Regions from separate parts of the Homo sapiens genome. Here region 2 is linked to region 1. Evidence: chromatin loops called from intact Hi-C (ENCODE). Cell type or tissue: natural killer cell. All regions are shown on one strand. Links, peaks and the distances in the headings refer to the core of each region. The heading gives the core; the rest is flanking DNA.

Evidence for each region. A loop is a pair of places that touch in the nucleus more often than their neighbours do. Peaks named below come from ENCODE experiments on the same cell type or tissue, not always from the same donor. Only the 100,000 strongest peaks of a DNase experiment are listed, where the experiment ranks them.
Region 2: a loop joins it to region 1, with 21 times the contacts of the local background. A loop is called at or near these places in 1 of 110 quality-filtered maps.

Annotation. Positions count from the first base shown.
Region 1 is chr2:36,799,148-36,802,058 of GRCh38, reverse strand. VIT (vitrin) reads right to left here. Exons shown (of 16, transcript NM_053276.4): 13 at 655-758. The region is part of intron 1 of LOC124905990 (a long non-coding RNA gene); the gene reads left to right. Among named protein-coding and RNA genes, the nearest start is that of VIT, 100 kb to the right of the region's middle. In natural killer cell, for the core only: no CTCF peak of the experiment used is centred there; a DNase peak (open chromatin) is centred at 1,498; H3K27ac peaks cover 2,500 bases.
Region 2 is chr2:36,239,373-36,242,283 of GRCh38, reverse strand. No RefSeq gene overlaps it. Among named protein-coding and RNA genes, the nearest start is that of CRIM1-DT, 110 kb to the left of the region's middle. In natural killer cell, for the core only: no CTCF peak of the experiment used is centred there; a DNase peak (open chromatin) is centred at 1,623; H3K27ac peaks cover 1,884 bases.

The DNA.
Region 1 (2,911 bases), core at 318-2,817:
CAACGGTAGTTGATTGGAACAAGATTCTCAAGGGGCACTGAGGGGCTTCCTTAACTGGTCACAAAATTTAATGAAACAAGTGATGACTTGTAGGCCAACAAAAAAATAGTCAGGACAGCAGACTTGATTGCCCTGAAGAATGCTACCCCTTCTTGCAAACCAAGCATGCTGGGACTGTACAGTGTGTGTGTGTTAAAGATTCTTGCCCTCTGAAGCCATGATAACTTTAGAAAAGATATAGATGTTGCAGGAGTAATTTCTTTGTCCTTTTTTTTTTTTTTTTCAGATGGAGTCTCGCTCTGCCACCCAGGCTGGAGTGCAGTGGCGCCATCTTGGCTCACTGCAACCTCAGCCTCCCAAGTAGCTGGGATTATAGGCACCCGCCACCACACCCAGCTAATTTTTGTATTTTTAGTAGAAAGAGGGTTTAACCATGCTGGCCAGGCTGATCTTGAATTCCTGACCTCAAGTGATCTGCTAGCTTCAGCCTCCCAAAGTGCTGGGATAACAGGTGTGAACCACCACGCCCGACCAGAAGTTATTTCTTGACGGATTATTATTATTTTTTCCTTTTATATAGAATGGTTAGAAGACAATCACGTAGAAAGAGAACGATGGTAGCAAGATAGTATAATTTGAATCCGGATCACATACCTACATTAGAAAGTCCTCCTCTCTGAGTAATTTTCTCTATGGCTGTCTTCAGATCTCGAGAATTCGTGTGTGTCTTGAGGTTAAAGTGAGTAGCAGGGTTGTCTCTGAAGAGTCAGAACAAGAAATACAAATTAGCTGCAAAGTTAATACCTTTGGAGGAAGGCAGAGATCATGGTTGATTCTTTTATATACAAATAGAAGCTGCTTCAAAGCCTTCTGCTATGCCTTGTAAAATGTCCCATTGTGGACTGGTGTGTGTAGAGAAAAGGAGGCTATTTCAAGGCTCAGAAGGCGTGTGTTGACTGTGCCATTTCCTGGCTGTGTGATCTTGAGGAGACAACTTCTCTGGGCTTCAGATTCCTCATGTAGATGAAAACATCGTTATAACACCCATATTGCTAATGAACGGGACTGTTGTCAAGTGGGATTTTGCAAATGTCAGGATCCCATCTGTGGAGTGCTCAGCGTTCTCAGCCTACCCCAGACCCCCCTCTCCAGAAAGAGAATCTCAGCTGTCAGCCACTCTCTGGGTTACCCTTAGCACTGGAATTGCACGTGAATAGTGGTACCAAGGAGACCTCTCTCTGCTTCTCATCCTGCAACCGGGTGACACTACTCAAACTCATCTAGAAGGTCAACATCTATTTTGCTGAAGACTGAAAAAGATTAACTGGGGAGGAGTTGGAGTGAATTCAGTGGAAAAACACAGTAAGAATCCCTCTCTACAAGTGAATCCCCACGAAGCGGCGGAGTGGAGGGTGTGGAGGCGTGCAGGAGGGCGGGTGTGTGTGCATCGCACCCAAGATGAGGTGTGAGATCACATCTCACAAACCACTGACACTCAGCCACAGGCAGCGCTGACTTCGTGGGCGTGAGACCTGCGCAGTCACACAGGGCTCCATGCTCCAGAAGAGCCTCAGTCAGAAAGGCCCAGGCTTGGCATAGTGCTCTGCTGCTGCCGTCTTGAAATTCTTCATCATTTTTGAACAAGCTGCCCTGCACATTATGTAGTCAGTCCAGGCTAGAGGTTACTGTTTTCTTTTTTCTTTCTTTCTTTTTTAACACGGAGTCTCACTCTGTCACCCAGGCTGGAGTGCAGTGGCGCGATCTCAGCTCACTGTAACCTCTGCCGCCCGGGTTCAAGCAATTCTCTTGCCTCAACCTCCCGAGTAGCTGGGATTACAGGCACCTGCCACCGCGCCTGGCTAATTTTTGTATTTTTAGTAGAGACAGGGTTTCACCATCTTAGCCAGGCTGGTCTTGAACTCCTGACTTCGTGATCCACCTGCCTTGGCCTCCCAGAGTGCTAGGATTACAGGCGTGAGCCACCGTGCCCGGCCATTTTTTTTTTTTTTTTTGAGACGGAGTCTCGCTGTGTCTCCAGGCTGTAGTACACTGGCTCGATCTTGGCTCACTGCAGTCTCCACCTCCCGGGTTCAAGTGATTCTCCTGCCTCAGTCTCCCAAGTAGCTGGGACTACCGGTGCGTGTCACCACACCCAGCTAATTTTTGTATTTTTAGTAGAGATGGGGTTTTGCCATGTTGGCCAGGCTGGTCTCCAACTCCTCACCTCAGGTGATCTGCCTGCCTTGGCCTTCCAAAGTGCCGGAATTACAGGCATGAGCCACCAAGCCTAGCCATAGAGGCTACTAAGTTTTCAAGAAGGAGAAGACTTTTTTTTTTTTTCAGAGACAGGGTTTCGTTCTGTTGCTCAACCTGGAGTGCAGTGGCCCCATCTTGGCTCACTGCAGCCTCAACTTCCTGGGCTCAAGCATCCTCCCACCTCAGCCTCCCAAGTAGGTGAGACCACAGGTGCATGCCACCACACCCAGCAAATTTTTTCATTTTTTGTAAAGACAAGGTCTTGCTATGTTGCCCCTGGCTGGTCTTAAAAGCGTGGACTCAAGCAGCTTATTGTCCTGTTTTGGCCTCCCAAAGTGCCAAGATTACAGATGTGAGCCACCATGCCTGGCCAAGAAAACTTTTTAAAGTAGCCTTTCTACAAACACCAGAAATGGATCCAGGAAGAAGCGGTTGTGGGCAGTTTCAGGTGGGAACCTCAAGGATGCTGACCATGGGTTGATTCTTAGTGAGTCCATGCGGACCGGGACAAGTGGTGCAGTCACGAGGAAACCAGTCACCAGGACCTGGGAGAGAGGAGAAAGTGTCTGCCTCCCCGCTTCCTTTCCTCCATCCCTGTTTTCCAAACTGCTCTCTATCTCAAAATGATCTATGCTATCCCCAGAGGGTGGCTTAT
Region 2 (2,911 bases), core at 192-2,691, 560 kb after region 1:
TTTCAGATGGAGAATTATATTTGGAGTATGGCAGATTTTAGAAAAATTTGTAAAGAAGGAATTATCAGTTTCTGCTTACTGTAGATACCCATGCCCTCCTAAATTTGGAGAGATCCTCACTCCATTTTGGAAGCATTCCCTTCTGAAATTGTCATGTATTGACTCTTCACTATCTCTCCCGGTAGACGTGGTAAGCTGCTTGAAGACTACATCCTATTTGTCTTTGCGTTAGCAGCAATGATCACAGAGTGTAGGACATAATAGGTACACAATAATGGTTTAATGCATGAATAAATAGTTATCAGGAGCCCCTGCACCAGTCTTACAATCCCAGCCCTGGTATTTCATATATTGGTGTAAAATCCTAGTTACCCAAATGCTTCTGAAATTGCTTGTTTCTTCCTAACCCATGATAAGATCACTCAGTTCTTTACTGATAGATGACTTCCCAATTTCCATTAGGATTTTCTCTGAAATGCATCTTGCTTGCTGGGGCACTGCTAACTTCCCAGGCCTTGCAGGCCTATTATCCAGAGACTAAACCTTGCTCCCACAGAGACCTCCATCACTAGCCTGAACTCTCTGGGGTTAAATAACCCTTCAGATTATGTTCCAGGGTTATTAGCGATACGAGAGTCTAAGCAAGTACTCTTCATTTATTTTCCTCCAATCCTGCCTACATTTATCTAACAAATTGAAAATATTATTCTTTCCTTTTGCTTATTGTACCTCTGGAAAATCTGCCAGGAAGAATTTAATAGACATTAGACTGGGGTTCATCCTTTAACAGCATAATATTTATTTCTTCACCTGAAGGTTAAGAGGGTTTAATCTTCAGAAAGAACTATTAGTTTCTACCTCCTGCAGTACAGTTGGGAAGAGGTTTCAATTCTAATCTGGGAAAGTTAAATGATGGGAATGGGTGCTGGTCATATTTCTTTAAGGATGGGCTAAGGGACTCGTACCCAGAAAAAAAAGTCTCATAAAAGTAGGTTAGAGTTCCAAGTGTTCTAGCTCTTTCAACATATGTCATGCTGCTGCCTGGGCACATATTCTTCTGATATCAAAACTGATAGTAATGTCAAAGATACAATGTGTTTTTGTGGAGGAGAACAGTGAGTGAAGTTTGGGTAACAGGTGTAGGGATTCAAGTCAGAGGAATAAGAGAATGCCACTTATGCCTCTTAAGCTGTAGCCCAAGCTTAGTAATAATCTCCTTTGAGTGTGTGTGTGTGTGTGTGTGTGTGTGTGTGTGTGTGTATCCATAATTTGAACAGTCCCAGGGTGTGCTGTGGCTTTATTGGGGAACCAGAAATGCCGAGCCCTTTTCTTGAGGTTAAGAGCTGCTGCAGAGCTGTTGGCCTCAGATAATGTTCTGATCTGGGAGACAGAGAGGACCTTCTGCTTTCACACCCAGGATCTCATTTAGAGAGTAATGTTCAGTTTCACCCCAACAATGTGCTCATTGCTGCGATTTCCAGCACTATTAATATTAAGGAACTTGTGTTTGGGGGTGGGGTTGGGGAGGGAGGAAAATAATTGGCAGGCTGAATATGCTGATCTTTTCACACACTCCTCTTTTGCTTCCTCTCTGCGGCTGCAGTTGGGTTTGCTTGCTGTCTCCACCGAGCTGACGTGTGATGTCTGCAGCGCGAGTCAAAGCCACCTCGCAAAGGCAGCCGTGTTCCCTGCCTTGACATCTCATCCCTCGTCCTTACTCAGATCTCGTCAGCCTACACGGTCTGCTCCTCCAACAGCTAATAGCGAAATGACTGCGGGGAAGGCAATGACAGCAATCGCTGTTCAGCATTTATTTTACCTTTGATTTTTTGCTGCACATAAAATTCCAGGCCTGAGCTGCGGGGCAGACATAGAGGAGAGTGCGGGGGCTTGGAAGAAGGTGGGACTCTGAAATCTGCCCCTCCTCCCCCTTCAGTACAACGTAATGTGAGCTGAGTGGTCTCTGGCAATGATTTAATGCCTCCTTTGGACATTTGCCGGTTAACATAGCAAGATTGACAGTGTGCATCGTGAGTTGTATGTAGCTACCAAGGCTCAGAGGCTGTATATTTCCCTATCCTGCATGTCATTCCTGAGACCTTTTATAAATTCAGAGGCAGGACAGCAAGCTAGGCTCCTACCATCATCTGTGTTCTTGCTTCTTTATTGTTCTCAGTACCAAATGATATTCCACAGCACCTGCTCATACTGCTTAGTGCCATATAAGGAGAACCAGGTAGGAACACATGCTGCCCTGCCCTCCAGGAGCTTGCAGTTTAAGGCAAATACCCAGACAGAGACAAATGTTATTTCTGAATCTTTTTCCTCTCTGTTACTTGGCAAACAGCTAGTGATATGGTTTGGCTCTGTGTCCCCACCCAAATCTCGTCTTGACTTGTAGCTCCCATAATTCCCTTGTGTTATGGGAGGGACTTGGTGGGAGATGATTGAATCATGGGGGCAGTTTCCCCCATACTGTTCTCATGGTAGTGAATAAGTCTCACGAGATCTGATGGTTTTATAAGGGGTTTCCCTTTTCTCTTTGCTCTCATTCTGTCTTGTCTGCTGCCATGTAAGATGTGCCTTTTGCTTTCCACTATGATTGTGAGGCCTCCCCAGCCACATGGAACTATGAGTCCATGAAACCTCCTCTTCTTCATAAATTACCCAGTGTCAGGTATGTATGTATTAGCAATGTGAAGATGGACTAATACAGCTAGCCATAGTGGACATATTACACAAACTTCATACTCAAGAGCTTCATCCCAGTCCTGTCTTGGTCATTTAATAGCTTTGTGACTTTGGGCAACTCATTTAACTCTTTCGAGTCCCAACTTCCTTATCTGTAAAGCTGTACAACAATGAAGCCTATGTCCTGGTGTTGCTGCGAGATTAGACATAGTGTTTAAAA